5 separate regions of the Mus musculus genome follow, and all the other regions are linked to region 2. Evidence: chromatin loops called from intact Hi-C (ENCODE). Cell type or tissue: left cerebral cortex. All regions are shown on one strand. Each heading gives the region's core, and the rest is flanking DNA. Links, peaks and the distances in the headings are about the cores only.

Region 1 (5,934 bases), core at 559-5,558, 360 kb before region 2:
TTAAAAGTCATTATGGCCCGCAAGGACTATGGATGACCTCTTCCAACATGCCGGCCAGACGTTTCCAACCCATCCCTTCCTGGATTAGAGTTTTAGCGCTGAAGGCTTATCTGGCTCCCTGAGACCCGGAGAATCTTAAGTCCCAGAGGCCAGGGCACAGACCTGATCTAAATGGAGATGACGACCCGTATGCCCTTCGAAACACCCTGCTTTGAGACAGAAATTCTGTCAGGCTACCACCATGGGTCCTGAGCTAGTGACCCACCAACGTGAAAGAAAGCAAATGCTGGTGGCTATCAGGCTGAGTGAAGAGAGGTAGGCTTGAGTGTCGCAGCTCCGGTTTTGTTTTTCATTTGACCACACTCGGTAGAGTAAGGCTTATTCCTCGTGCTTGCTTCCTGGGAGGGTTTCACAGGGCACTCTACCAGCATGGGTCCAGCGTTCGCTGATGCATTTGGCTCTTTTGACAAATTGAGCTGAGATCAAACCTTCCATAAAGGCCTGTGGGCTGTGGCTGAAGCCCTCAGCTGTTTTCTGTGTTGTTCCTATTTTATAGATTGGAGAGTGGAGTGTGTGATGGTCTATGGGCTGTTTTTAAGGGCTGGGTTTCTCTGCTCTCAACTATAGGGCATCAGTGAACCTACACTGTTCTTCACTTGCACTGAGGTCTTGGGCAAGGTCCTTGTCTCTTATACCTCAGCCTCCTCATCTCTAAAATGAAGATGCTGTCTCTCCACAGCCTATTAAGTTGGATTTTAGAAAAATCAGATGAGCTAAAAAGCTTTGGAAATTCTTTTAAAAAGATTAAAAGTGCTGTAGATTTGCAAGTGTGACCTCACAAATAATAATGATTTGAGTATTCCTTGGGGCCTTATAAATCTAAGATAAGATCAAATAAGTAATCCCCAGGAGGCACACTGGCTCAGTCCTCTAATTCCAACACTGGGGAGGTAGAGGCAGGTGGTTTTCTGTGAGTTCAAGGCCAGCTTCAGCTGCACACTGTCTCAAATAAACAAAGCAATTCTGTCAACAGCATTGCTCTGGCAGGAAAATCGTGTAATGGCCAGAAGCAAGCTGCATGGTTCATGCCTACAGTCACTGCACTTGGAAGGCTGAGCAGAAAGGCCGACACGAGTTTGAAGTCAGCCTGAGATATGTAGTGAGTTTTAGCCTGGCCTGGCCTATATAATGGTACCCCGTTTTAATAAAACAAAGAAACCAAAATGGGGGGGGGGTCCTTGGGTGTCCAGCGACAGGACTTGAGCATGCTTACCCTAGAGCTCTCGTCCAGGAAAACACTGGAAAGGGTAAATCATGTTGTGATCAGAAGGCTGGCGTTGGACGGAGGTCTGAATGGTGGGGACTGCTCTTAGCACATTGCCAGCAGGTCTGGAAGAAGATAAGTCAGAGGACGATACAAAGCTAAGGTTCCCTTTGTTTCTTCTGTGAGCCTCTGCAGGCTCTGAAAGATAACAGAAGTCCAGTGACCAAGTCCAATGTCCATGTAGCTTGGTTTTAAAGCTCAGAGTAGCCCAGGATGGCCCAAGCACAGTGTCTCTAGGTCATTAGATCATTTATTTGTCTAGTCACCATGTATTGATTTTGTGACCATCCATCCTCCATTTGAGTTGGGAAACCTTGACCTCTGTGGGATGACCCCTATGATGAAATTAAACAGGAAACAGGAGGTCTGAGTGGCTCACAGCCTTAAGACAGAGCTGGCCTCAAACTGCATCGTTCTTTACAAATGGAACAAACCAGTCACTGAGATCGAGTTGGTGTGGAAATCTGTCCATCAAGTGGATTGACAGTTGAATGGAGCAGAGCAGCCTTCCCTGTAGGCTTTATAGCACGTATTTCCTACCTTGCCTTCTTAGCTGTCCAAGCTCCACTGCTGCCCTGACCTATGTGTAATGCTGAGGCTCTCACCTCTGCCCTGTAGCTGGAGTGTCTAGGAACAGGATTTTTCTTTTCCTTTTATAAGTGCCTAACAGCACTAGGATACCGCTCTGTGTCAAGTTCAAGTATTTCAAAAGCAGCTGTCATGCTAGGCACAGTGGCTTCTCCCTATTATCAGAGGGAAAAAATGTAAAAAAAAGAAGAAAAAAAATCACTTCAAGTCTGAGACCAGTCTGACATACAGAGCAAGTTCTGGACTGACCAGGGACAGCAAGCAGACAAACCAACCAACCAATGTTCTTGAATTGTAATACTCTTAGCTTTGCCTATCACAGTAAAGCAGAGGGTACAATTTGTCTCTTAGCTTTAAACTTCAAAGAGCTTTGGGGAAGCAACCATAGTAATCAATAAGGACCAGCTGAATTATGTTTCTAATTTTAATTTCAGCGAAACTTGGAATATTCACTATGCGCCAGATGTTTGAGGTGCTAGAAATCAGCAGCTGTATAGGCAGATCCCGTCTTGGAAAGAGCCCTCAATCTAATTGACCGAATCTCTCTGCAGTCCCCATCCATTCCTGGAATGGTTGAAGACTTTAAGACCAGAATGAGACCTGGGTGATGAAAGATACCATCTGAACTACACCCGTCTTGAGCAGACTGGAAGCCTCTAGCCAAAGTGTCTATGACTATGGAAATGTAGATGTTTAAGATCAGTGTGATGAAGGAATGCAAGCTGTCTTGCCTTTGTTTTGTTTAAAAGCCAAAGTGTTGGGGAATAAGGTTTCCCAAGAAGTCCTCTTAGCCTAGGCGAGGCTGTCCATCTTTGTTACGGTGATATCCAAGTGGCATTGTAGGCCTACTTCCTTGTCCACTGTGTGCCACACTGTCACTGTCTTTACTGAGGATTCCCACCACAGCTTGCTTCAGAGGTTACTCACTGTATTCTGTGGGTGGTGTTATTTTTAGGGAGACAAACAGCAGAGGGAGGGATGAATTCGCAAAGAACAAATCAGTTGTGTGTGAGCCAGTTCTGTTTATTACCAGGCGTTCCTGGAGAGAAGAAAGCAAAGAGTTAAACTCCAGAATGTCTTTGTTGTTTATTCTCTGCATAGATTTCTAAGTACCAAACCCTTAAAGAGGGAAGGAAAAACAGTTTTCTTCTGTGCGACTAACATTCAGGGAGGTGGAAGGGAATATTTGAAGCTATGTTTGTTACTCTTATCTCAGAGCAGGCATAGAACAGCATTAAAATCCTGTGCCTCTGGGCAGTTGAGTTGTATCTGTGCGATGCCAGGCAGGGTAAAGGCAATGGATCATTTTCTCTCAGACTCATATATGACTTTTGAATGATCTCTGATGTGGAAACAAGGGACCCTGGGGTCTGTTAGACAGCCCAAGAAATCCAAACGGATCTTGTCATTTCAGATCCACATGGTCTTAAAACCGTCATTCAAAGCTGCATCCCTGGGACTAAAGATGTAGCTAACTGCTGGAGAACTGGCCTAGAAGGCACATGGGAGGACCAGGGTTCAGTCCCCAGTACTGCAAGAATCCAAAGGACAGCTACAAAGCTGGCCTGACCAGTCTCTGCTCCTCACTGTCCGTCACCAAGGCTCCTCTCCTCCTCGCTTGCTGAGCAGACACTGAGCTGTGATCCACGTCCTGACCTTCCCACCACAGCATGTTCTGTCCTATTGGACCCATACTGAAAAGATCTAATTTTCCTTAGGCTTCATCTGGCCATGCCTAAAGCTTAAAGATCTCTGGTTAAAGATGAGTCTCCAGAAATCCAGACTGGCACCTCAGAGGTGCGTTGTCTGTGACCTGCTCTTACATGCCTGAGCCTGGGCCTTTGCTATGGCCGTTGCTAACCACGGTGATGATGGATGGCTCTCAGAAGGGAATGGTGAGAAGTGACTATACCCAACATTAGGATGACTCAGACTTTAAGACTTGAGGAGGAAGGCCCACCCCTCTTCCACTCCTCCCCAACCCTCTCACACCCCTTCACCTACTCATAGAGGAGCACACTGCATCTTAGCCTAGAGACACTGGGCCCCTTTGAACCCAACTTCCAGCCAGTGAAAAGACAAAAGCCTTTGAAGATCAGCCCATGAAGATGGGTGGAGCACGGCCTATGGGTTCAAATGATGGCTTTATCCCTGCGTGAGACATCCCACCTGGTATAGTGTCAGTAGTCTTGTCTGTAAAATGGGGCTATTTAACCTCTATTTCACGACTAAGTGTGGCTAAACTCTGTCCCCCGGTCCCCTTTGCTCCAAGCCTCTCCTTTTCTCTGGAATCCTCCCTCTACCTTCTGTCTCTGCCACACCGCCTCCTACACTCGCAATCGCACCACAAGTTTATCATTATTACTTGGCGTGTATAATCATTTTGCAGTGCTTCTCCTCTGCTTCTGCACTGGAAGTATGATTGACGGGGCTAGAAGCGGGCCAAGTGGGGACTTGAATCCAAGCCTTTGGCTCTGGGCCCAGTTCCCCCTCCCCTGCCCCCTATACACATCGCATCCTGCCCCTCATTTTCCTTCGAGGGACCTGACAGCTCCCCAAGTATGGCTATTATAGGAATGGAGGGTCACAATGGGGCACGTGCACCTGCAGAAAGAAAAATAGGACACTTGAAAAATCACAAGGAGGGCTCTTGGCCGCTATGCACATTCCAACCGAGTGGTTTCCACTCCAGAAAGATGCTCTTCTGCTGGGAGGTGAGGTCTGTGCTGTTTTAGGAGGCTGCAGCTCAGAAGAAGATAGGACAGTATTCTTAAGAGGTTCAGCTACTCCGGTATGCTTTGAGCCCAAGGCCTTGGACACTCATCTGACTACCTCCCCACCCACCTACACACACACCTCTCCTCAGAGTCCCAGTGTTTTGTCTAAAAAACAAAGGATGTTTCCAAATGAGGGCTCTCACAGCAAAATATTGATTCGGAGCAGGTGTGGTCAGGAGACAGCATGTATTGCTTGCTTACCCCAGCTCTTGTGTTTCCTAGACCCTTGCTGACCCTTTGCCAGCCTTCCTGCTTCTGTCTCAGTATCCCAGGCAAGCAGAGGACCCATTGGCAGAGCAGCCAGGGCCAGGAAGGGACAAGGAAGGAGATGTGTGTCAGCAGAGGGACATCTCTGAGCACTGTCAACCACTAAAGGGGTTCAAGTCCTTCCTACCACTGGAAAGTGTGTGGCGAAGACATCTGTGTGGTTTAGGTCCTAAAATTGTGGTTTCTTAATATAGATAGAGCCATTCTTGTTGTCCCTCCTGGAGCTGTCTGGGGGGCAGGTATGGCCATGTGGCTCTGCCTTTTTGTGGTCAGCCTTCATCTCCATAATATATAGAGGGAGATGGGGGAGGGGCAGGTAGTTGATAAGCAGAAGAGAAGGAAGGAAAGTCAGGGCAAGATGAGAAGACAAGGGAAGGCAAAAGAAGAAAGGAACAGGCTTTTTCTCGAGCCCTGTTTCTTCACCCAGGACTTGGCTGGGCTCTCCAGTGGTTCCCTTGTAGTTTGCGGATGCTAGATATACATTTCCCTTAGGACCAGTTGTCGGCAGAATGGTGCAAACACACCAGAAACCCTCATAAATCAGCAGAGGTCACTGCCAAGAGCTTTGGACACTTGCTGTCCCTGGCGGTGATAAACTCATTGCATTTGGGAAATGGCCAGAGACCCCGAGTCTGATCTTAATTCTCATTCCCAGAAAAATCTCAGCTCTGGGTTCACCCACCCCCTGTTTACTGTCTTTGTGTTTCCTAGACAAAACTGGAAGGAACACGCTTTCCTGACATCAAAGGCAACATTTCTTTGTCTTGGGGAGGAGGAACAGGACAAGGGAGTCACCGAATCCCTAGCCTGTGGGAAAGCCAGGTTCCGTCCAGAAAGAACCTGGAGCCATGGCCCCCCATTGGGGGCCTGGGAGATCTCCAGAGTGTCAAAGGCCTGCTTTTGTCAGACCTGAATGATAGGAACACTCTTGTCCCCCAACCCCCCACCCCACCCCACCGTGTGTGTGTGTGTGTGTGT
Region 2 (5,934 bases), core at 599-5,598:
CTGGAAACCATTCATCCTGTGGGGCTCGTCTGCACTTAAACAGTCAGCTCTGGGCCACACGGTAGTTTGATCCACTCAGCCATCCTCACCTCCCTACCCCAGGCCACTCTTTGTCCTTCCTTGCTAAATACCATCATACTTAAAGACTATTTAAAATAGGCTCATGCTTATATAAGACTGCTGTTGGAGAATGGCAGCACAGTAACATATATATATATATATATATATATATATATATATATATATATATGCGCCTGTGGGATTTTTTTTTTTTTTTTTTTTTTGGCCTGAGGTTTGCCACATTTGGCTACATTTCTGCCTTCCAATGACTTTGAAAATACTCAAAAACCGCAAAAGTTACTTTGCTGAGGTTGGTATAATAAACAGGACCCCTGGATCCTGGGACCTTTTTATGACCCAGCTTCCACCAACAGGGCTACACTTTGAAAGGTGGGTGTCAGTCTCAGTTTCTATCTTTTCTGGGTTATGTGCTCAACACAAAACATGATGACTGTGCCTTATGCTTGGCGATGATCTGAGGGGATGTAGACATATTACAGCATTTTGTTGACAAATCTAAATTCAACTCCCTGCATGCTTCCAAAGACTCCACGGAAGATGTAAACTCTCCAGGTCAACCACCATGGAATCCCCGTTGCCTTGATGGGTCTGGGATACCGCCCCCAGGGGGGTCTGCAGACTGGACAGTTTTCAAGGGTTCACCCTGAGACAATGCCTCCCCTTTGGATTCTGACAGAAATTGACTTCCCTTATGGATATGGACATCTCAAAACAATAGCTATTAAAATATAATAAAAATAAAAAATAATGTGTGCTAATGAAGTTTGGAGACTTTAGGGCTTTTTTTAAAGACTTATTTTATTCTGTCAGACTTTGATGTATGCCTTTAATGCCAGCACTCAGGGAGTCAAAGGCAGGTAGATCAGTGAGTTCGAGGCCAGCCTGGTCTATAGAATGAGCTCCAGGGCAGCCAAGGCTATACAGAGAAACCCTGTCTCTAAAAACCAAAAGGTAAATTAATTAATTAATAAGGATTCACTTTATCCATGTGTGTATGTGTGTGTGTGTGTTCCTGCAGAAGCCAAAAAGGGATGTCAAATCCCTCGAGCTAATAGGGGTAGTTGTGAGATGCTCTATGTGGGTGCTGGGAACCAAACTAGGGTCCTCCAGAAGAATCGCCAGTGCTTTTTAACTCCCCTGTCCCCCACATCCCTGTTTTAACACTGATTTTAGGGATGGCTGTGAGCCACCATGTGTTTGCTGGGATTTGAACTCAGGACCTTCGGAAGAACAGTCGGCACTCTTAACCACTGAGCCATCTCGCCAGCCCCAACTTAACACTGATTTTAACACTGATAACTGGAACAGAGAGAGATGGTAGTGGTCATGCATCTGTTGGCTTCAAGGGTCCTTTTCCATCAAGGACTAAAATAATGTCCATAAAAGGCTGCAACTCCACAAAGCCCCAGCCCCACTGTTCTCCACTTAGTCTCTACTCACTGCCCCTTCCCCAACTAAAATAGCCAAGACAAGATTAGGACCAGGAATGTGGGCCCCTGGCCCTTCCTCACTGATAATTAAACTGGCTGCCTCAGCAAGAGTAAGGTCTGGCTTTTAACCTTCACGTGCCCCGAACCACTTTAGATAGAACACACATCCACATCAAAGAGTGGACAGAGAGATAAAGACCTGACCACGCCATCCATACACATGAGCCGTGTTGAATATTGAACAAGTAAACATTTCTTTCTCTTAGAGTTATGTCCTTAATACTAAGGCAAAGATATCAACAAGTGCCTCCAAGCTAGAGTGACTCTTTACAAAGTAAGAGTTTTGATGAAACTGTGTACAAGGAATCATAGTGACAAGCGTGAGTAAATAGTTTGATTTTCTCATTGTTTATAACCAAACAATTAAAGTATTACAGCCCTAACTAGAATAATTAAGTGATAATAGCATTTATTAGTCTCTGAGCCTGGAGTTATAAAAATAGATACTTATGTACATGATCGAGTCTGGCAGAAGGTGGCAGGCATTCCCAGCTAAGTGCTACAAGCAGAGTTTCGATAAGTTACTGAGAGATCATGCAGCTTAGAGTGCTGTTGGCAGACACGGGGGAAGGTGAGCGACCTAAACTGGTATACTGAGATCTTACAATAAAAAACATTATAGGGCAGGAGAGATGGCTCAGCAAGTAAGAGTGTCTGCTTTAAGTCTGAGCAGAGTTCAATCTCCAGACCACACATAGTGGAAGGAAAGAACCCATTCGAAATGTCCTCTAACAACACATACACACACACACACACACACACACACACACACACTCCAGCACCTCACCTGCTCAAGACACACACACATCAAATAGTAACTTTTTTTTTTTTAAATAGGTCCTCTCTATGTAGCTCTAGCTGCCCAGAACTCACTATGTAGACTAGGCTGGACACAAATTCAGCCTCCTGAGTGCTAGGATTAAAAGCATGTGCCACCATGCCACCTAAGATAGGTAATTTTTTAAATTTTAGGCATTTTATTTACCAAGTATACAGAAATTGACAAGTACACAACATGTAACTTATACGTGTGCCTTTATCAAATCTATCCCTGTTCACTTTCTGTGTACACAGGAGTTTAGGATGACTCCAACAGTCTGCACTCAGACAGTGTAGCTGCTAATTTAAATAGCAGGCAACTCACATTTACACATCACACATGTCCGTCAGTGCCTCTGAATTCTATTTGTCCAGATGTGACTGCTTGGCTGTAGGGCCACCTGCAGAGTCCCTGTCTGATCGAATCTGGCCTGGCAGCTCCTGTTTCTGCCTCTAACACCCTGTTGGGCAGTAACAAGAAGTTAAAGGCTAAAATGGAGAAGCCAGACTGTCAGCTTCGGAGATAAAGGGGTGAGAGCAACCAGGAAGAAAAGGGGAGTTGAGGGGAGATCAAAGACAGCCAGGAAGAAAGGCAAACTACCAAGAAAGGCTGTTTTCAGGCGCTTGGGACCTTACAGAAGACACCCCCAACCCACGCAAAGCAAAGAAATTCAAGTTGAGCCATCCAGTCATCCAGCGAATTGAATAATTGAATGCCCCACGTGGAAAAAAAGCTAGCGAGATGAAAAGTGACCCACAGTCTAAGGCATAGCCCTACACAGGGTGGCATGAAAGAAACCCGAGCTGGCTTCTTCCCAACACCGTAACTACTGCTGCTTATCCCCAGGCCCAAGAGGAAATCTTTGTGTGACCAGTTTCTTCTGTAGGGGGCGTCCGTGATGTTGCCTTTTTAAGACGAGAAAGACTGCTTGCACCCGGAGAAAATGCTAATGCAGTTTGGAGCTCCGGTTCATTGTCAGGAGGGGCACACAAGGATAAACACATAAGCTCTCCAAGCCATTCTCCTCACTCCTCCTCCTCCCTGCCCCCCCCCCATCCATCCCTTCAGCTTGCTGGGTTGCTATGCTTTGTTCTAATTTGGCCCATGCATAATTTATTCACGTGTGTTTTGTTTCCTGATCAGCAACTTCTAGAAACAAATGGCATGTATAAGATGTTTTATTAAACAAGTTGTTTTTATAATAATAATAATAAAGCAGATGGCCTCAGTCTCCCGGTAACGATGTGTGTGCTCCTGCGTGCGGAGTTTTTAAAATGTCCAGGGTGCAAATAGCTTGACCGATTGGGGTTATTATTTACACCCTTAGCCCTCAGGGGAAGAGGACTGGATGCAAAAGGGGGCGGCTAATTATAAGTGACCATTCGACTTCCTCTGAGGAAAGGCAGACAGGGGTGTTGTGTGAGCGTCCGCGTGCGTGAGCCAAGACGGAGTTACAAATGCATCCCACGGCAAGTATTTCCAATTATTAAGGGATACAAGTGTAAATCTGAACTAGTTCTATTAACTGATTGGCCACCTTCTAGCTTCTCTGTTCCTTCTCCCCCACAATTTCTTATACATGCACTCTTCTGTGGAAAAAAAAAAAAAAAGTGGAAAGATCTGGGGGACCCAGGAGTGTGGAGCTCCTGCGCGCGCCCGAGCGTAAGCCCGCTCCCGGGCATCAAGGATGCCGCTTTGCCAATGAAGAACCCTGTACACATAGCAAATAGATCTCTCCGACTTGAGTTTACCAAGCAGCATCAGCTCGGCTACGTGATTTCGGCTGGAAATGAGGAAATTGCAAATCAGCTGTGTGTGGGTTCTGGAGAAACTCCCAGCCCCAGCGGTGTGGCGGCGGGAGTCGGCGAGGAGCGGGGAAGTTACGCCCATTTCTTCTGCCATAAAACAATTTCTCTCTTCGGTGAGACGCTGTCGCGAGTGCAAAGTAGCTGAGCTTCCGAACGAGAACGGGAGCCAGGAACTCGCATCAAGCTCAGCCTCCGTCTTTACAGCAATATCTCATGGAAACTCCAAGATCTGGGACATCCCTGCCCTATTCCTGGTTGTTGGCTGGTGCAAACGCAGCGGGTTCTCCCTACGGGTTTCTTGGCACTAGGAATCCCACGCACACTCTCTCGCCGCCGCCCTGCTGCTCCCCAAAGCGAACGGTGTTTTCGACTCCCATAGCCAGGGACGCTGTAGCGCGCAGCTAAAAGAGCCAAGATCGACCACTGACACACACCGGGAAGAATTGGCACTAAACACCCACGCTCACCCTCCGACTCCCACTGGCTTTCATCAGGGCGGGGAAGTCCTAGTACACCGGGCACCCACTGGGTGCCCACGCCGCGCCGCGATTCCCAAGGATCCACCCTCTGCCAACATGCCTGCCAATAGCGCCCCTTGAGAGCCACACTAGTTTTCCGAGGCCACCCCCGGCTCCGCGATCACCCGCGGACTTGCGGCTTCATATTCAGTCCACCGACTGGAAGAAGGAAGGAAGGAAGGAAGGAAGGAAGGAAGGAAGGAAGGAAGGAAGACCGGCGGGCAGGCAGCTCCGATCGGGAACCGGCCCCCGCGAGTCCTTGCGCAGCCCGCCCCCCTGTGTCCGCTCAAAGTCTCCGGGAGGCACCTGCCCCTCGCTGTCGCCAGAGCCCTCCACCGCCGCCTCCACCGCCTCGGCTTTTCACCCAGAGCAGGCAAGCACACCATTTATAAGACCTGCAGTTTCCCTGCCTCCATATCAACCCCAAGTTAACCCGGATCGTTAATTTACTAGAGCCAGTTAGCCTACAAATACACAGACACACCGGCGACCGCCCGGAGCGCCTGCCTGATCCCCGGCTGCCGGAGTGGAAAAGCCCGGGGCAAGCACCTGGGCCCCAGGACTCCCGGGACCCGCCGCTCCGCGCGCTGTCCTCCCAACTCCGGAAGGTTTACACAAACTCCCTGCGAGAGCTCGGAAGGCAGAGCGAACGCCCTGCAAAACTCCGCAGCCGCTGCGGTCCGTCTGCCCGCCTGGGTGGACGAGCAGCGGGGCCGGGAAGGTTCGGGCTTGGAGTGCAGGGCTCAGCCGAGCGCACGACGCGGTCTCTGCCCCGCGCTCCGGCCAGGCTCAGCCAACCCCGCGCTCTGGCCAGCCTCAGCCAGCTCCGCGCGGCGCCGGGAGAGGCAGGGGACTCCGAGAACCGTGAAGACCCGGGCTGCTCACGACCCCCGCAGCTCCTGAGCCGGCGCCGCCGCTCTGTGTTCCCTCCCGGTCCCGGTCAGCCAATTAAGCAGAACACAAATGTAACAATTTTCTTTTTGTTAATTGCATCTCCTGACATTTCTGCGCGCTGGGAGGAAAAAAAAAGATGAAGAAGTAAGAGCAGGAAGAAAAGAGGAGCCCGGGCGCAGCGGGAGGTGTCTGCGAGAGCCGGGCGCCGGCTGCGCTCCACAAGGCGCCTTTTTTTCATATTGAAACCACGCGGAATATGTACATTTTTTAGTCTTACTTACGCTTTCAGGGGGTTGTGAATGACAGTCGCCATTTTGCTACAA
Region 3 (5,934 bases), core at 440-5,439, 370 kb before region 2:
GCTTCAGCAGTTGCCCCAAGCCCTAGGAAGACCCCAGAAGTTTCATTAGGGCCAGTGGGGATCCCACAATAACCAAACAGATGACAAGTCAGAAGAGAGTGACTCCTGAAAGGCTGTGGCTAACTTCAGCAGTGGCTCCTGTCCTGTGCCAAGCTCAGCTTGGGCACTGTTCATGCTAGTTGTTCATGGGGGCAACCCCGCATCCCAACCAGACAAAAAGCTCTTTTTTTTTGTCCATTGTTCTGAGTCACCCAGTGACCAGCAGAGGGCACAGAAACACATCCTTCTGCCAAGGAGTTCACTTTTTCTCTGGGAGCAAGCTCAGGGCTGTGTTGTATAGCCTCTGAACATTCTAGCTAGTGAAAAGGCAGGTAAGCTGGTAAGTGCGGAGATGTACAGACCTCCTGATGGAATGGTAAATGATCGATGGCGCATGGCTTCTTGTGCGCTAGCCAGTCTGGAAGAGAAAACCCCCATTGCTTGTCAGCATCTAGGGAGAAAGGGAGCAAGTGAGGCAGTCCTGGACCATCCTCCAGTTCCATGGACCCCAGATGTTTTACCCTAGTGCGTTTGGAGCAAGCTGCCCTCTCCCAAGACCAGTTTCCTCTCCTGCATTCATTTCTAAGTCACGAACACAGATCAAATGCCAGCACAGCACCACCTCTCTCTGCTCTGACAATTGGCAGTGGCTAGGGGAGAGGCAAGGCAGGTGGTCTCCACACACCCTGGAGCCACCAAGCCCTGCCAGTCCCTAAGGCTCTCTGCTTCCAGCCGAGGGCTTAGTGCAGGATGGTTGCATTTGATGGAGCGGCTGGCATTTGACAACTAACCGCTTCCTCAACGGAGCGGTACCTGCAGGCTTTTGATAAGAGCAGCCATTTCTCTATCCTCAATGGGCCACCCATCCACAGAGGATACACAGAAGGAAGCTTTTGTGGCTCTTTGGCAATGGGAGGGCAGGGAGGGGGTTGGCCTGAGCTCCCAGTTCAGCTCAGACTGGCAAGGCAAGAAGAAGGCAAGCACAAACCACAGCCTGTTCTGCATTTCAAATCATCACAAAGGTTCCTCTAAGCCAAGATGGTAAACACATAAGAGATGTCAGGATGCTGTTGTGACAACATTTTTGCTGTCACCTAGGAGAGACAAGGTAGGTCATCTCCAAGACAGACAGAAGGCTGGGCTGAGTCCTATGTACACAGAAAGAGAAAGCTGTCCAGGGAATGTCACTCTTATACACTCTGTGCCCTCCCCCATCCCTTTCTCCCTCCTCCCCCCACTTCCCCTTCTCCCTCTCCTGTGACATGCCTGCTGTTTTTCCTTGTGTTTTGATAAAGCGAAAATTCTCAACTTGAACTGATGGAAGAAATCTTTTGATTTCAATGTAAAAATATATTTGATTTGATTCTGAAGTTTGCTTTGACATCCTCTCTGCTCCTTCTGTATACTCTGGGAAGGATGTGCCATACAGTGCCTCTCTCGTCCTTCTGCAAAAGGCATCCTGAAGCCCCCTGAAACCACAGGGGTCTACAGAGCCTAGAAGCTTCAGATATTCTCAGGGCCTTCCCATGGGGTCTCCATGGCTTCCTACACAGCAGACTAGATTAGCAAGGGACAGATGGTAGAAGGTGACCTCCCAAGTGACACTGATGGAGGAAGCAAACAAACAAAAAAATCACCCATGGACCAACTATTTGTGCGAGAAGTCACGGAAGCCCCACAGGCACAGGGAGAAATATGACCCAGAAGGCTGTCCTCAGCCAGAGACTTGGCCCAGAGGCCATTCCATGCTCCTTTATTGACCCAGTAGGTACCATAAAGCTCTGCGACTTCTCTCCCTGGAGGTAGATGAGATCCAAGGAGGGCTGAAAGGCAGGAGATGAAAAGAGCATCTTCGAGGCCAGGCAGCTTTTATCCCCAAACACCACTCAGGGTGGGAGTTGAAATCCTAAAATCTCAGGGTGGGAGGTGGTGATCCCAGGGTGACTGGCCTGCCGCTTGCTTGTTCCTTGGCTCCCACCCAGGTGCCTGGAAGCATTCCAGAGTTAAGTGTGGCTGGGAAATCATCCAGGGTCCCTCTTCCTTCACCCACTTTGTACCCATTTCCCAGATGATCAAAGTCTACCTGGAACAGTACAATTCCAGACAGCTACAGAGCCAGGCTGAGAACAGAACTGACTTCCCTGTTTTCTTGATAGAGGGGTGTTCTTTTCTTCTTTGCCTTCTTGGCTCTTCAGGTTTGGGGGGGGGGTTTCTTTAAAGAGATCATTAGATTCCTAAAGGGCAAACTGGGAAAGTTGGAGATAGCCTGGAATCAAGCACAATGTCCCAACGTTCCTAGTGGAAATGGGGCTGCATTACTTAGGTCTGCCACTGGGTGACACCTTTGGGCCACACATCTGTGAGCTGCAGAAAAACACGCAACTCCTTTTTAAGAATAAAAATATTTAATACTATGAATAAGCAAGTACATCTTTCTTTGGGTGGAATTTAACGGCAGATTGAATGGCCTTTCTGCCTTATGGCTCATCTGAGTTCACCCACACCCACACACACACACACACACACACACACACACACACACTCATGTCTGTGTTCTATTGCCTGTGGCTGTGCACTGTACACTCGGCACAGCAGTGGATCCTTCACTGTCTCACTGAGGACACAGGCCTGTCCCCTTTGCAGGGGAGGGTGTGCCCTCCAGCCCTGGGTGCCACTGAGATAATGCCTTGGAGAATCCTGGAGCAGGGGGTGCTGGGGTTGCTTTAACTCACTTGACTAAAGCTCTCAATGGAACGTGTTCATATGGGGCTCTGTCCATAGCTGAGAGATTCTGGGGAGGCAAGTGGAAGTAAGGGTGGGTACTTTTCTCTCATACTCCCTAAAGAATCTTTTGGTAGAGATGCCTCTCCAGCTTTATGTCTGACATATCCCCTCTAAACTGTTTATTGAGGACCTACTAGGTGCCCGGCACCATATTGAGAACTGATGTGAATACCTGCCCTACCTCCCCCCTCCACCTCCACCCCTTGTTGCTCTCTAACATGAGTGGCTGGCTCATTCTAGACAAAATGTCTTTTATAAATTCAGGGTTCTGCATGCTTTTGGGACATGTTCCTTTTAATTTTTTTATTTTATTTTATTCGTGTGTGTGTGTGTGTGTGTGTGTGTGTGTGTGTGTGTGTGTGTGTGTGTAGATACCTACCTGTTTATATGCACACCACATGCCTACAGTACCTGTGGAGGCCAGAAGAGGGAATTGGATTCCCTAAAACTAGTCACAAGGAATTGTGAGCTGGCCAGTGTGGACGCTGGGAACAGAACCCAGGTGCTCTAGAAAAGCGGCAAGTGCTTTTAACTGCTAAGTAGACGCTTTAATCTCTTTTTCCTATTTTGGTGTCCCTAAGTGGCCCCAGCCAGATTTGACAGCAGGGCTCACGTTGTGTAGAGATCTGCATGAAGAAGAGTTGATGTTTCAACCAAGCAGAGTTTTTATTTCTGGAACACTTGGTAATCTCTGGAGATATTTGCTAGTTGTCGTAGCTTAAAAGATGCTGCTGATACCTAGTAGGCCGTGGGGAGGGGCTTGGGACTTGGTGTTCTATCTATGAGACAGCCCCTCTATACCAAAGAGGAATCCCCCAGCCTGAATGGCTATTGTGCTGGAGTTGAGAATTCTTTACTCAGAGGGAAGAGGACATCTTGCCAGTCCCCAGAAGCTCACATCTTCTTATGTGTACTTTTATTCTGTCCCCATCAGTACTCTCTGTACTTTTAGCAGTCCTGTGGAACTCACATGTGGCGTCAAGACAGGCAGGGGACACACAGCATCAGCTCTGGAACCGTCTCTAGCAGTGTCCAAATAGAACTGACTGTGTTTCTGCTTGCGCTCCAGGTTCTGGCTGTCTGTCCAAGATCTCAAGAAGCAACCTCTACAGGACGTGGCCAAGAGGGTGGAGGAAATCTGGCAAGAGTTTCTAGCTCCCGGAGCCCCAAGTGCAATCAACTTGGATTCTCACAGCTATGAGATAACCAGTCAGAATGTCAAAGATGGAGGGAGATACACATTTGAAGATGCCCAGGTTTGCTCATTGACCCAAATTATTGTCATAGGGCATTCCTTAATCACTTTACAACTCGATCCTTTAATACAAATCAGAGGTTTTATGAGTAGTTTGACCATCAGCTTTCACTATTTATAAGTCAGTCAGTAGAAACTGTGCCAGGTAAGTGTACAGTGAAATCCCAAGATCTTCTTGTTAGGTTACATTACTACACAGATACAGAAATTTATAGTTCTTCAAGTTAGGATGCTAAGTGGAACTGCACCCTGGGAAACCCACCGTGAGTTGAACTAGTTTAGTAAAATGTACTCACTACGCACGTCAAAGCTTATCATTTTCAGAACACGGTCAGGGATCTGCCCTTTTCCTCAGGAGCACAGGCTAACTGGGAGCTTCAGCTCACTCACTATCCAGTGTCTAGAAAGAGGATCATACCAAGCAGCACTAGTTGGAGAAAGATCCAGATCTGAAATCTATTGAGTGCCCATTGCTTATGCACCGTTGTAACTTCAGGGTACTGTAAGTCAAACGGCTATATATTGTGGGACCATTTGTATCTGTCTTATCTTTTCTAGAGAAAAAGAAAAGTGATTTACAGAATTTTACAAAATCTAAACCCCTCTACTAGATAGGCTGAAAACAATAACATGACACCGTTAAAGTGGGAATTGGGAGCTGGCCAGGTCAAGAATCAAGTCCACCCCTGTCCAGCTGTGATGCCCACACTTTGCACTGCTTCCATGGTGACTGTCCCCAGGCAGTGTTTTCTGGGTGTCTATATTCCAGGCCCTGAATAAAGGTGAGATACCACAAAGAACAGATGAAAGCCCTTGTCTTCAGCAAGACCCAGGTGAGAGAGACAGACAAATCAGTAGGCCATTTCAGCCGTGGGAAAAGACCCCAAAGGTGTGAGCTCTGGTGTTAAATGGAGACCACAGGATGAATTCGACCCTGCAGGGCCCTGTCAAGATGCTTACAGATGCTATACACAGAGAGTTCGAGTGGCTTGCCCTGCCACTACCATCCTATTTAGGATAGTCTACACTGCTATACCCATGCAAACAGTGACATAAGGCCATGACCAGTGTCCCTTGTCACTCGCTCAAGACTTCAGTCTGAAAACAGCTCCTCACCCACACCTTTTCTCCCCCATCTTGGTGTCCACTAACAGGCACGAGTGCCCATGTTGGGCAGATTTGACTCAGTCTTCACCCAATGACATCATGAGGCCCTCGTGGTCTTGGTAGCTTTGGAGTAAAATCCTTAAATCACAAGGACTCTTCCCCCCGCCCCCCGCCATATCTTTGTATATGCTCTTGAGGACAATATTGATGTGACTCCATAGGCGGGGGGGGGGGGGGTGTGGAGAAGCTCTTTGAGGAAGCCCTGTGCAGATGGCCTGAAACACATGATGATGAAGTTATAAGGTTATGAAACCTCAGAAAGAGACACTGGCCAAGCCATGATGTGCCCAGTCTCTGTGACACCCCAAGTGTTTCACCAGGGAAGGCTTGCTCTAGCATTTCCTCATGGAAACTCTTGAACATAAATGAGGGGAAAGAACAAAAACACAAACCTTTATGAACCTCAATATCCAACCTCAAGGGCCATGAGTATGTGACCAATCTCCTCTTTGCTGTGTCCCCGCCTACACTTTTACCTGCTGACCAGTTAAGACAGTACCCTTTTTTGTTTTAACATTGCCACAATACCATTGTCACGATTTAATAAAGTGTCCATAGCTCCTTAATACCGTCAGACAAGTGTATGTACTTTTAACAGTCCCATAAATAATTTTTAAAACACCATTTAAAACCAGATTCCAAATAAGGGCTGCATAGTGCTATAAACCAACATGTGTGTTCTTAAAGTA
Region 4 (5,934 bases), core at 523-5,522, 220 kb before region 2:
GATATCTTCAAACACACGACCTGCAAGTAAGCCACTATAGACTGAGTTTAAGAAAATTAAAAATAAGTAGATCCAGCCAACCAGAACTTATTGACCTTGGAATTGTAGACTAATTATCTAAGCTGATAGAACCAAGTTTCCTCACCAGTAAAGAGGAGATGCTTGACATGTGACTCAACTTACGAGGATTTTTCCAGAGTTAGAAATCAGTAAATGTTGGTCCTGTATCAAAATAAAAAGAAACTTCCACATCTGGGGCACAGAGAAACTAAAACAGTGCTCACAACAAGAAACTCACACGGAAACCCACAACATAAGCAACCTCACTCCTGAAGACCAAGCAAAATCCCCCATGGAAAAATTCCCGATGCATGAGTCTGCTCAAAGTTTAAGTACATGTCCAAGATCATATTCATCAGCCATAACAGGAGGCATATTGGAATAAAAATTAATTAATTTTATTCCACCATGAAGTAAGAACCTCCAAACAGCCTTTAGTTCTCTCCCCACACGATGATCTCTTGTTCCCTCAAGTGCTGTATAGAGGCAATATCAAGTGCCAACCCATTAGGTGCACAGAGACACACAAAGCAAGCAGGAAGACAAACGGATGCTATTGATGTGACGGTCCTGTTTTTTATTAAATCCCCCTCTCTAAAATGCCAGCAGTAAATTGGATTGCTGACTTTAAAGTACCTTTAGAAATTAAATGCATATTCCTCATTCCCGGTGCTGTGGTGAGCTTACTCTCTGATCCCCTCAGTCTTCGGGACAGAAAATGACACCTTAGATTAGGGTTGCTACAAGCATCAGATAGCCAACCTATTATACCAGTTACCTTTACAGCCTTGATTTTCCCCCAGAGGATTTGAACTGGCACAGAGTTCTGTACCTTTGCTTCTCCCACGCTGGGGCTGGTACTGAGAAAAACAAGGTGACATTTCTGAAGCATTCTGGGCATGTCCTTCCATAGGTGATTGCGAGTTCCTTTTTATTCCAAAATGTTCATAGTGATTCTAAACCCAAACCTTCTAGTAGCTCATACCACTCCTATGGTCCATGAGGTCACAAGGAAAGGCTTCCTGTCCCTGTGAGGTACCCAGACTCTGTCTAAAAATTACAGTTTAGGTAGAATAGTTACCTGCAATATTCTCTACAACCTTGATCAGAATTAGAATTCTCTTCAATGAAATCTAGTCACTTGCTTTTAGGTGGCTGAAATTGCTTTTGAAGAGGCTGGCTTTTAAAGACACATTCGTTACAGGTATCCTTTAGTACATCAGGAACTGATGAAGTCTACACCGTATAATACATGTTTCTTAACAATGGCCGATTTGAGAGAGAGAACAGAGGGCCAGCAGTGGGTTCGAGAATCAGGTTGCTGGGTGTCGAGACCTGGTTCCTTACTATGTGTGGTACTTAGGTGCATTCAACCGCATTTCTAGGCCTCTGCCTCTTCACCCATAACCTGGGGTCATGCAAGCATTTATCTCGGGATAGAAGTCAAATGAACTACTCTAAGGAAAGCACTCAAAACAGAGCCTAGTACACACGTTGATTCTGTTCTCTGGAGCAGGGGCATAAAGACCTAATTTCAACACCATCAAGTCTTCCAGGACAGCTAGCTGCCCCCTCCTATTGCGTTCTCTCCGAAGCACTATCCCTCTGCTTTAAGACATGCCCCCACCCCGAAACCGACTTCTGTTCCACTCACTCAAGTGAGCGAACCTCTCCAAGTTGACTTTTCCTTGACTGAAAGGTGGGAATCTGGTCATCTTCCATGTTCCATCCAGTTCCTTGAGTTTTCCTTAAAGAATATGAATTCTGAGTCTGTTTATAGATGCTGGTGCAGTAAGGAAATGAGTTGTGATGCTCAAACAATGTGAGGCAGCAGCACGGCATCACTTTTGCTGGGTGGATGGAGGATGGCAGCTGCTATGCCTAACAAGAGAAACTGAAAGGCAAACTAAACTAGTGATGTAAATCAGACAATCAGATAATGTCCTGGGAGTTAGCCTTGTTAGTAAACTATTGGTTCTTTATTAGAAGCACAAGTTAGACTCCTAAAGTGTGTGTGTGTGTTTAATTTGTTCTAATCACATGGGTTTTAAAACATCCCAAGTTCAAAGTCAAATTATCACTGATAATTCCAGGATCATGAACAACTAGACAAGACTTCAAATGGTTGTGTAGACTGAATATCCTTTTTATTGACCTGGAAGATGACATTTCATCAGTGAGAGTCATAACTCTATGAACCCAATATCTGAATCAAAGGAAGGAAGTACAGAGCTGAAAGTAGCAGAAGGACAGAACCCTACTGAGTTGCTGCATGTGCGCATGCGGGAACAGTACCACATGGGAGGCCTATGCACCATTCCTTAGGAAGAAGAACATATGTAGATTCAGCAGAACTTCCCCAAAGTGGGTGGCAGTGTCATGTTCAACCTCACAAAACTGAGAGCAAACATTCGAATCAGCTTATCCTGCTTCTTATGAAACAGAAGAGGAAGATGGTCCTTTGTCTTGGGCTACTAGGAACACTCAAAAGCTTCCATTTTTAGGTGTGTCTGTATGCCTTTCCTTTTGCTGAGTTAGCTTGTTAGTTTATGAGTGATGTAATTCAGGGAGACCAACAAAATGTGGACTGTAGGAACCAATCTCCTCTGATACTTACAAGCAATCAGATGACTAGGCGACCAGAAGGACCTTGGAATGTGTGCTAATGGAAGCACACTGCCCTGGCCATACTTTGTGAGAATTCAGAATCTTCAACAGTCCAGGTGAATGTTGGTCAGAGGTCTTTCATGTGGTTATTGTTTGTTTGGTGGGTGTATGTGTGCCTGTGCTCATGAATACTCCCATGTGTCTGTATGTGTACACACACACCAGGGTGTACACATGGAAATCAGAAGACAACTTACAAGAGTCAGTTCTTTCCTTCCACCTTAGGGATACCACAGGTCAAATTCAGGATATTAAGCTTAGCTGCAAGCACCCTTGCCCAATAAGCCATCTTGCCAGCCCAGAGATCTTTGATTTAGACTAGGTCCCTTGGCTGTAAAACAGGTCCTCAGAGCCCAAAAGACCACCCTAGGCATGCAGTACATGGTCTCTGCCTCTTTTATTCCTACCCAGGCCAACAGACTTCACTTCCACAGTTAACCACGGGAAAAGGCAGCCAAGCATTTCCCCAGCCACTCTCTCTTGCAGTTAAAGCCAAAAGCCAGAAGCCAGAAGTCAAAAAGCTTGCCATTCTATATAGAGCCCCTTCCCTCGCCCCCCCAAGCCATCATCAGCCCAGCACCTAGGCCCAGCATGCACAACAGGGCAGATTCTCATTCACCACCCCAGCACCACAAAGGGGGAACCCAGAAACACAAAAGAGCAAGCTTAGACAAACCAAAGGAAAGAAATAAAAAAAGAAAAAAAAAGGAGGAAAAAAATTATGATGGTTTTGCACTCGTTGTGAGACAGTTCAGCCAGGACATACCTGTTTCTGCAGGGTCTCGCAGCTGTCCTGTTCTCAGGGACTGTCAGTGAAGAGGACAGTCTTCTCTATCCCTGAGGCCTCGGACCAAGTGTTGCTTTGGTTTATTTCAGGAAATGCTATTGGAAAGATAAAACAAAGTGCCTGGCAGGCACTATAACAAGTAGAAGAAATCTGGAAGACGTTCTCGTCCAATGGGCGGCTACATGTTCTTACACCGGGGCAGAGGGAGGGGAGATACAGTGTGTAGTATCACTCTTCCTTCCAGGAGCGCCGGCCTCGGTTGCTCTGTCAGAGCTGAGCCTGTCTGTGATTTGCTGACATTCCGTTCTGTGTTTCAGAAGCTGATCTTTGCCAGGAGGAAAGTGAGGGAAACCCAGCAACAAGGGAAGAGAAAAGGGGCCGAGGGAAGCGGCCACTGCTGCTCTGGGCCAGCGCTGGAAGGAGGCCAGCTGTAACTGGCCCCAGGCTTCTCTGGGATGGTTGCCATTTCACACAAGCAGGAAGATGGAAAGGTTGTGGAGGAGACATGGGGAGGAGTCTGCTCTGTGGAGTCACCAACTCCCATTGAAGAAGTTCTCCACACACACATACCCAGTGGCCATTCTCTCTCTCTCTCTCCTCTCTCTCTCTCTCTCTCTCTCTCTCTCTCTCTCCTCATCTGCATCTAATAATAGTTATTTATAAATAAATATTGTTAATGTTATTTGTTTTCAAACCTCATGTTCCTCTTCTCTTGAAAACAGGAAATCAACTCTGCTCACATCAAAAAGATGCCCTCCCCCAGTGACAGAAAATCCTCTTAATTTCTCCTACTTCTAGGGATAAGAGTCCATAAGAGCCCGCCATGATGCCATGGCTCCCCAGAGGACTCTCATCCTGCTCTTCCCTGGTTCTCAGTAGTGTGTGCTTCTGTTGTACCCAAAATAGAAGGAAGCTAGGAGAGGGAGGGACACGTGGGAGGCAGAAGGAAAAGGCAAGGATTAAGGGAAATGCCCAAGTTGTCTTTCATTTAAAAATATATATCAGAACTAGAACAATGACCAGAGTCAGGGGGAGGGGTGGCTAATTGGCCACACAGTCTGTCCCATGTGCTCAGCAGCTGCCCTTTTTATCTGCTGTGGGTGAACCCCGGCCACTGCGGCGTCCTCGACAGGAGCGAGGCTCTTCCAAATCGTCCTCATCAAAGCCGTAGAAAGTTGAGGTGTCACTTTCTGACGTGGAACCGAATAAGTCCTCCGTGGTACGTGCTGCGGCCGCTGCCTCCTTCTCCTTCCTGCCTTCTCCTCCCAAATGAGCTGACATGTATGATGAATATATCAGCACATGGGTTAAGCAACAGACAGCATCATTAATATTCTCATTATGTCATTACAGTGTTATTCCTAACAGCAAGATAATAAGCCAGTGTTAGACCAAAGGGGACTAACCGGGTACATCACCTGATGACAGGGATTTAGGACAAAGCAGACATTTCCAGGAAGATTCCACTTCCCAGAAAAGGCCTCATCCCGACCATGATACATGTGTCCAAATACACGCACAATCCCTCCTTAGGTTTGCTTGTACAAAGGCACACACTCACTCAGCCCTGCCCCACACAGTGCTTTCACTTGGCGCTTTTAAAGCCTTGCTGGCATTTCTTTGTAGTTTCAGTTGGTGTTTGTTTGAACAATGTTCGTCCGTCACTTTGACAGTCAGCTTTACCAAGGTATTACTGTCAGATAACCCATTCAAAGTGGTTAAGCCCTCGTCCATTTTATTTTTATTTGGACCCGCTTCTAATCCCATTCTTTGACAGCTCTTCCCATTGCCCCCTGACGCCATGTATGTAGTTCACGTGTACCAAAAGCAAAGAGCAGTTGGCTAAGTCTGCTGGTAGCTCAGAACTCCCTGCTTCCTTTAACCCTGCAGGAAATGTTTGCAATCTCACACCATGGCCACTAAATGTGTCCATGTCTTAGCTACTCCAAAGGGTTCACCCTGTCCATATGAACTCAAGACACACTGAAAGGTGACAATGAGCTTTAAAAACCCTAATGAATACAGTGTCCTAAAACCTATAAAAGTTAAATTCTTTTCATACTCTATTGGAACCCAATACCATAGTGATGGTCCCTTCCATGCAAGGGTCAGACAAGACATTTTCTCCCAGGACCCAGAGGCAGTGGGTAAGCTGAGCAGGGGAAATCAATTCATACAATCCTCTGGAAGGACCTTGAGGAGGCCCTGGACATGTATTTACCCATCTGCCTCAGCAGCCCACCCCATGGGCTAATGCCACCTGTATAAACTGTTTTAACTATTCCAGGAACACTAGAGTCAGGTGTTGAATTATGACCCTCCAAATTCATTCCCAGCGATTACAGTGAGAATATCTACGGCATTGCAAAATGATACATGAAGCGCAGAGCAGACAGAACCAGGGGAAGAAATGCTGAGCC
Region 5 (5,934 bases), core at 588-5,587, 320 kb before region 2:
CTCTCAGCCTCTCAGCCTCCTCAGCCCAAAGCCATCTTGTTAACCTCCTGAAGCCGTCAAGCCCCTGTCTGAGAAAGCATGGGATCCCAGGCCCCGCAGGCCCCGCAGAGTACGAAGCCTGCAGAGAACACATGCTTTATTCATCTGATAGAGCAACAAGGCACCACAGAGTGCAGGGTGCCGTGTAAGGGAGTGGTGGCTTAGTGGTGAGGTTTCCCCTAGTGGAGTTAGTCTCGCTCTTAATTTTTTTGGTAGTGGTTCTGTGTTCGTGTAGGCAAAGGTGCTTCGCTGAGAAGGATACTGCAGCTACAGTTTGGTCCGTCTGGATGGGCGGACTCTTCCCCCAAAACTCCACAGTTCCCTACACCTTCTCCAAACGATGGACGTGGAATAACAGTGATGACAGAGGGCTGGCAGCAAAGTGTTGTCACAGAGCCTGTGAACGAGCCAAGCAGGTAAAGAGGTAAGGCTCTGAGAACCAGGCCAAGCCACTGAAGGTCTCTCACAGAGCGCAGAATTCAGGTGTTCTAAATAACAGCTTTATTTTTTGTAGCTGCATTGTGAACCTGCAAATGTAACTATATCCATGCATTGAGAGCCACCATGGTCATTGGCCCTTGCTGAGGCCCCATGTTGGACTACTAAGAGCTTGAGCCCTTCAGACATGACCCTGGTAGTCTTCAAGGTCCTCGTAGCTCCCTGGCACGACAGTATAACCTAGAATCCTCATCATGTGTAACCACACATCAGGGAGAATCTGTGTAGGTCAGCACTGAGAGAGACCTCAGAGGTATTTTGGAGTGGTGTGTGTGTGTGTGTGTGTGTGTGTGTGTGTGTGTGTGTGTGTGTAAGAGGACAGAGCAGCACACGTGTCTATAAACCCAGCACATTCCCACAGAGAGGTGGGAGGCAGAGGCAGGCTTACACAGCATAAAGAAGCTCTGTCTCACACAGGACGGAAAGGTAAAAAGCTGACACCCAGTATTGTCCTATGATCACAGCACTGTGACCCACATCTGCATGCACCATAACCCCCCCCCCCCACACACACACACACACATACACAAACAAGAGCTCACACACATACACTCATATACGCATTCTAAGTCATGGGGTAGAATTGGCCTAAACAAGCTGAGACTTCCACTGACTGCTCCACAATATTAGAATCAAAAACTCCTTCCACAGTCAACTAGCTCAGAGCCCACTGGCCACAAAACGGAAAACAGCCTGAGTGGCTTACACAAATGTTACACAGGGCATAAAAATGACATTCCTAGGGGCTGGAGTGATGGCTCAGCAGTGAAGATCACTGGCAGCTCCTGCAGAGGTCCTGAGTTCAATTCCCAGCAACCACATGGTGGCTCATGACCATCTGTAATGGGATCTGATGCCCTCTTCTGGTGTGTCTGAAGATAGTGACAGTGTACTCATGTACATCTTTTTTTTTTTTTTTTTTTTAATGGCATTCCCCAGTTCCCAGTCTGTAAGACCTCCCAGGGTCCTCTGCCATGTTGTCAGGTTTTCTTCTCCAGTCACATTCCAGCCCCTTTAGAGTGTGTTCTTCCAGATATGCACAGAAAGTAGAAAGACATCATTTCAAAACTTATGACCTAGATACAAGTAGTACTCAGGACGGTGTAACAATGCTGGGTAAAGAAATGTCTAAGGAAGAGAGTTGAGGGCCTAGAAGTAAACCCACACACGCACAGTCAACTTTTGCCAAGGAATGTTCTGCAACAGTTCAATGGGAGAAACAATGACCTTCTCAACAAACGGTGTCAGGCAAATCAAATTAAATAGAAGATGAGGAGCGACCCCGTGTCCCCATCTTACACCATAGTCAGAAATCAGCTTAAAGAGATCAAAAGGCTCAGCTGTGAAACTCTCAGAACAATAGAGAAGGCCTATGTGACCTGTGAATTTGTGAGGTCTTAGCTATGATGCTCCCACCCCCACCCCGACACAAAGGACTAATGAGAAAAACCAAACCAAAACAAACACAAACAACAAGGAAACTGGACTTCATCAAAATTACAAGCTGTTTTGTTTCAAAGGCTACCATCAACGAAGCGAAAAGACACCCCCAGACTGGGGCAAATTTGACAGTCATGTAACTGACAGATACATCTAGGACAAAGATAGAACTCTTGAAAGTCAGTAATAAAAGAGATAGGGTGCAGCTAAAAGATGGGCGGAAGTGCTGTGGGGAGTTCTCCAAAGGAGACACGGGAATGGACAGGAGGCATAGAAACCCCCCAACACTGTGCACCACGGGGGAAATGCAAATCGAAACCAGAATGAAATACAGTTTAACACCCACTGGGCTAGCAATATCAAAGAAGACAGATAATAACAGGTGTCTGTGGGGAAATTGAAACTCTCCTACAATACAGAGATGTAAATGGCAGAGACGGTGTATGAAAGGCTGAATCATCTTCAAAAAAAGCCTGGCACTTTCTTAAAAGTTTAAGCCTAGAGTCAATACATGACTCAGCCACTCTACCCCTAGTTATTACACCCAGGAGAAATGAAAACATACAGAAATGTAAAACACTTCTGTTTGGAGCTGTGTGACTGCTAATAAACCTAAGCTAGAAATAACCCACATCTGGCAACTGGGAAACAAGATGTGTTATGTCCGTGAGGTGAGATATTGTTTGGCAGTAAAAATATAATGAAGAACTAGTATGTGATACAATGCACATAAAACGACGTCGTGACCAGCCTGGAGATATGACGCTAAGCGAAAGAAGCTGGACACAGAGCTCTGTCCTGTATGGTTCCACGGACATAGACTGTCCAGAAGAGACAAATCTGTAGAGACAGAATGAAGACTAACTGTCGTCCAGGAGTAAGGAGGATGATGAGGAGCTGAAGACAAATATCCGTTGCTAGTGGATATGGAGTTTCTTTGGGGGAGTGATAAAAGTGTTGTGAAGTTGGTTGTAGCGATGTCTGCACGGCTCCAGAGACAGATTTGAAAGCACTGGCATGTGTTTTAAGTGAGTGGGTTATATGCTGACTCATGTGCCTGGAAAGCTGTTAGAAAAAAAAATAAGAGAGAATGAAAGAACAAAGAGAGGGAGGAGAAAAGGGCGAGGGACAGACAGACAGACACACACACACACACACAGACAGAGACAGACAGACACACAGAGAGAGAGAAAGAATGGAAAGAAATCCAACCCGACTATTCTAAGTCATCAGGAGCAGGGCTGGTCAGTAAGGAGAGTGGAGTAAGGTATCCACAGAAGGCTTTGAAACCCTGCACAGTGCCAAAAGCAGGGTTGGAAAGTACCAGGTCATCCCAGGGTGAGTGATCCATTTCTGCTGACTTGACCCACTCTGGAAATTAAAGCCCTTACACACTCTTAGTAGGAACTAATGTAATTAAATGGATTCGTGAGATCTTCAGATAAAGGTGTTTTCAACACTCTCTGGTATCCAGTCTGAGCCGTGTTGTTTCCCAAAGCTGTAAGCCCCAGGACACTTGGGCTGTGTGGGGGGACATCCAGATGGGAGCCAGAAGACTTCTTCCTAGCCTTGGGCCAGCACTGTTAGCCGTGCATCCTTAGGCAGCTGAGGAGGTAGCAGCTTCCCTGGGTGATGTTCAACCCCAGCAAAGCAGGAGGCCTGAGAGGACTCAAGAAACCTGCCTCTTTGATAAACATTCTTGGGTAAATTTGATGCCTAGGAAGGTAGGAGTCAACGCTGCCTAAGTTCTTTGTGCTTGGGAACGATATGACTCTGAGAAGGTGAGAAGCCCAGAGCTGTCTCTTCTCCACCACTTCCCCAACCTGCCTGGAATAAAGAAAACCTTAGTCTGTGAGCTGACTGACTGACTGTCTCCAGAATCTTCTAGCGGGAACCAGCTCCGAGGCCTCTCCCCACCCGAGCTGGCTCTCTGTGTCTACTGCCTTCACAAAAGCAAGAACTCAGAAGCTGATCCTGTGTTCCCCTCCTGAGAGGAAGTCCCTCATTTAAGGGTTAAAGCAGCTGCATGCACATATGCACACACACACACACACACACACACACACACACACACACACACACAGGACTATGAGCTATGTGCTTATCTGTTAAGTTAAATGCTTCTATTCATGCAAGACTTTGCCAAGGTGAACTCGCTGAGCCCTCAGATAAATGCATCAAGTCAGAAACAAAAGGAAACACTGGGATCAACCCAAGAGATAAATTACAAATCGGATTAGTGGATCTTCCCCTCGCTCTGCCGTGGAAGCACACTATTAGCTATCTAGACGTGCCCAGTGGCTTGCAACACCCACACATGAACACACACAACATCCATAATGCCTCCCTTCGGTCAGGCACAAAGCAGAGGTGACCTTGACACGTCTCCCTCCCAAGCCGTCAGCCCGGAGACCACTGGCTGCCCTCCTAATTCTCAGCTTTGGGCAGAAAAACATGAACTTTCCCTCTGGCTCTCTCCCCCCTCCCCCCCCATCATGCCAGCTGGTGAGCCCACAGAACTGCTGCTGCCAGTTCACACAGCGTTCTGTGATATTCTCTGGTCCCTGGTGCCTCCTCCTACCGCTCCTATACACCCCCCCTCCCCATCACAGCCTGCCTCCTGTGCGGCAGACTAGGAGTGACCATCTAGCTTCTGGCACCACAAAGGAGAAAGGACAAACTAATGAGAGAGCTCTGAGGGAATCTTTCCCCTGGAAAACCTTAGGGAGAGATGAGGTCGGGCTTTGCAGCTTCCCTGACAGTGACCCAGGGGAATGCCTGACGGAAGGCATGTCCTAGGAAGTTTAAAAATATAATATCTGGGCTAGGGAGATAGCTTAGTCAGTAGAGCACATGCCTTGCAAGCCTGGAGACCTGAGTTTGATTCCTAGAGCCTTTGTGTGTGGGGGGGAGAGGGGGTGCGGGGGGGGGGGGGAGGGAGCCAGGCATAGTAATCCCAGACTTGTAATCCCAGCACTGGAAAGGCAGAAATGGGTGGATTGTTGGAGCTCTCTGGTCAACTAGAGAGCCTATTTGGCAAACTTCAGGCCAATGAGACACCCTACACCAAAAACAAGGCAGATGGTGTCTGAGAAATGAGACCCAAGGCTACCTTCTGAGCACACACATACATATGCTTCCCATACACACACACACACACACACACACACACAAAGGTTGCAATATTTATCAAGATTGGTCATAGGGCAGGTGTTGTGCTGGCAGAGTTGAGTAAAAAAATGGTTCTTGTCCACAAAGGCCACGCCTTCTAGTGGAAGGCATCAATATGTAGCCAACCTGTCATGACATGAGCCAGAGACATAAATAAAATGCACACTGGGCAGAAGATATGAAGAACAGGTTAAAAAAACAAAACAAACAAAAACACCTGGCTATTAGGCATCAATCAGAAGAGGACCTCGTGATGGAAGCCCTGTGTGCAGGACTGGAGTGGACTTAGAGTTGAAAGGTCAGAGCCAGGGACCAATGAGAGATTCAGAAGAGGGCTTAGCAGTGAGGGCACAGAGAGGCACAAGCCTGCAGGAGGCCGCGGGAGAATGGGAAGCCCTACAGCAACTCTATGGTCCTGGCTTGGAGGGGAAACGTGGGAGCTGAAGATTTCAAAGGAATCAGACTGGGGGAGGTGCTGTGGAGAGGCAGTATTCTAAGCCTGTCCTAAGCCGTTAGGGTGAGACTGGAGGACCAGGGGCAGCAGATTGGTAGGTGTGCAGGAACAGCAGAGGGGGGAATGAGGGAGGGACGGAGGGCGGGCCCGGAAAGCACATTTCAGAGTCTACTTGTTCAGGAATCAGCAATTTTGAGGAGTCCAGGTGTGACTATGGGGGTGTCTACACGGCAGTGGAACAGGCAGGCAGAAGTGGAGGTTGGGGTGGGGGTGTCTTTGGATGCTGGGGATCATCTCTGGGGACATCTTGGGATTCCCCTGGACTGACAGCA

The links. A loop is a pair of places that touch in the nucleus more often than their neighbours do. Peaks named below come from ENCODE experiments on the same cell type or tissue, not always from the same donor. Only the 100,000 strongest peaks of a DNase experiment are listed, where the experiment ranks them.
Region 1: it touches region 2 in a loop (3.0-fold over the local background); 24 of 42 quality-filtered maps call a loop at or near these places.
Region 3: it touches region 2 in a loop (3-fold over the local background); 30 of 42 quality-filtered maps call a loop at or near these places.
Region 4: it touches region 2 in a loop (2.4-fold over the local background); 2 of 42 quality-filtered maps call a loop at or near these places.
Region 5: it touches region 2 in a loop (8-fold over the local background); 3 of 42 quality-filtered maps call a loop at or near these places.

Annotation. Positions count from the first base shown.
Region 1 is chr12:83,122,639-83,128,572 of GRCm38, forward strand. All of the region lies in intron 15 of Rgs6 (regulator of G-protein signaling 6), which reads left to right. It overlaps 1700030I03Rik (a long non-coding RNA gene), which reads left to right. Exons shown (of 2, transcript XR_872868.2): 1 at 1-315; 2 at 2,347-2,628. Among named protein-coding and RNA genes, the nearest start is that of 1700030I03Rik, 4.2 kb to the left of the region's middle. In left cerebral cortex, for the core only: no CTCF peak of the experiment used is centred there; a DNase peak (open chromatin) is centred at 2,860; H3K27ac peaks cover 547 bases.
Region 2 is chr12:83,481,785-83,487,718 of GRCm38, forward strand. Dpf3 (D4, zinc and double PHD fingers, family 3) reads right to left here. Exons shown (of 11, transcript NM_001267625.1): 1 at 5,893-5,934. The coding sequence starts at 5,924. Among named protein-coding and RNA genes, the nearest start is that of Dpf3, 3.0 kb to the right of the region's middle. In left cerebral cortex, for the core only: a CTCF peak has its summit at 3,290; DNase peaks (open chromatin) are centred at 3,281, 4,379 and 5,326; H3K4me3 peaks cover 2,097 bases; H3K27ac peaks cover 1,816 bases.
Region 3 is chr12:83,112,221-83,118,154 of GRCm38, forward strand. Rgs6 (regulator of G-protein signaling 6) reads left to right here. Exons shown (of 17, transcript NM_015812.4): 15 at 3,893-4,079. Among named protein-coding and RNA genes, the nearest start is that of 1700030I03Rik, 6.2 kb to the right of the region's middle. In left cerebral cortex, for the core only: CTCF peaks have their summits at 2,371 and 3,270 (motif pointing right); a DNase peak (open chromatin) is centred at 2,373.
Region 4 is chr12:83,264,840-83,270,773 of GRCm38, forward strand. All of the region lies in intron 8 of Dpf3 (D4, zinc and double PHD fingers, family 3), which reads right to left. It also overlaps the pseudogene Gm18872. Among named protein-coding and RNA genes, the nearest start is that of Gm51988, 110 kb to the left of the region's middle. In left cerebral cortex, for the core only: no CTCF peak of the experiment used is centred there; DNase peaks (open chromatin) are centred at 2,437, 3,859 and 4,437; H3K27ac peaks cover 657 bases.
Region 5 is chr12:83,165,507-83,171,440 of GRCm38, forward strand. No RefSeq gene overlaps it. Among named protein-coding and RNA genes, the nearest start is that of Gm51988, 14 kb to the left of the region's middle. In left cerebral cortex, for the core only: no CTCF peak of the experiment used is centred there; DNase peaks (open chromatin) are centred at 2,482, 3,008, 3,427, 3,903 and 2 more places; H3K27ac peaks cover 2,149 bases.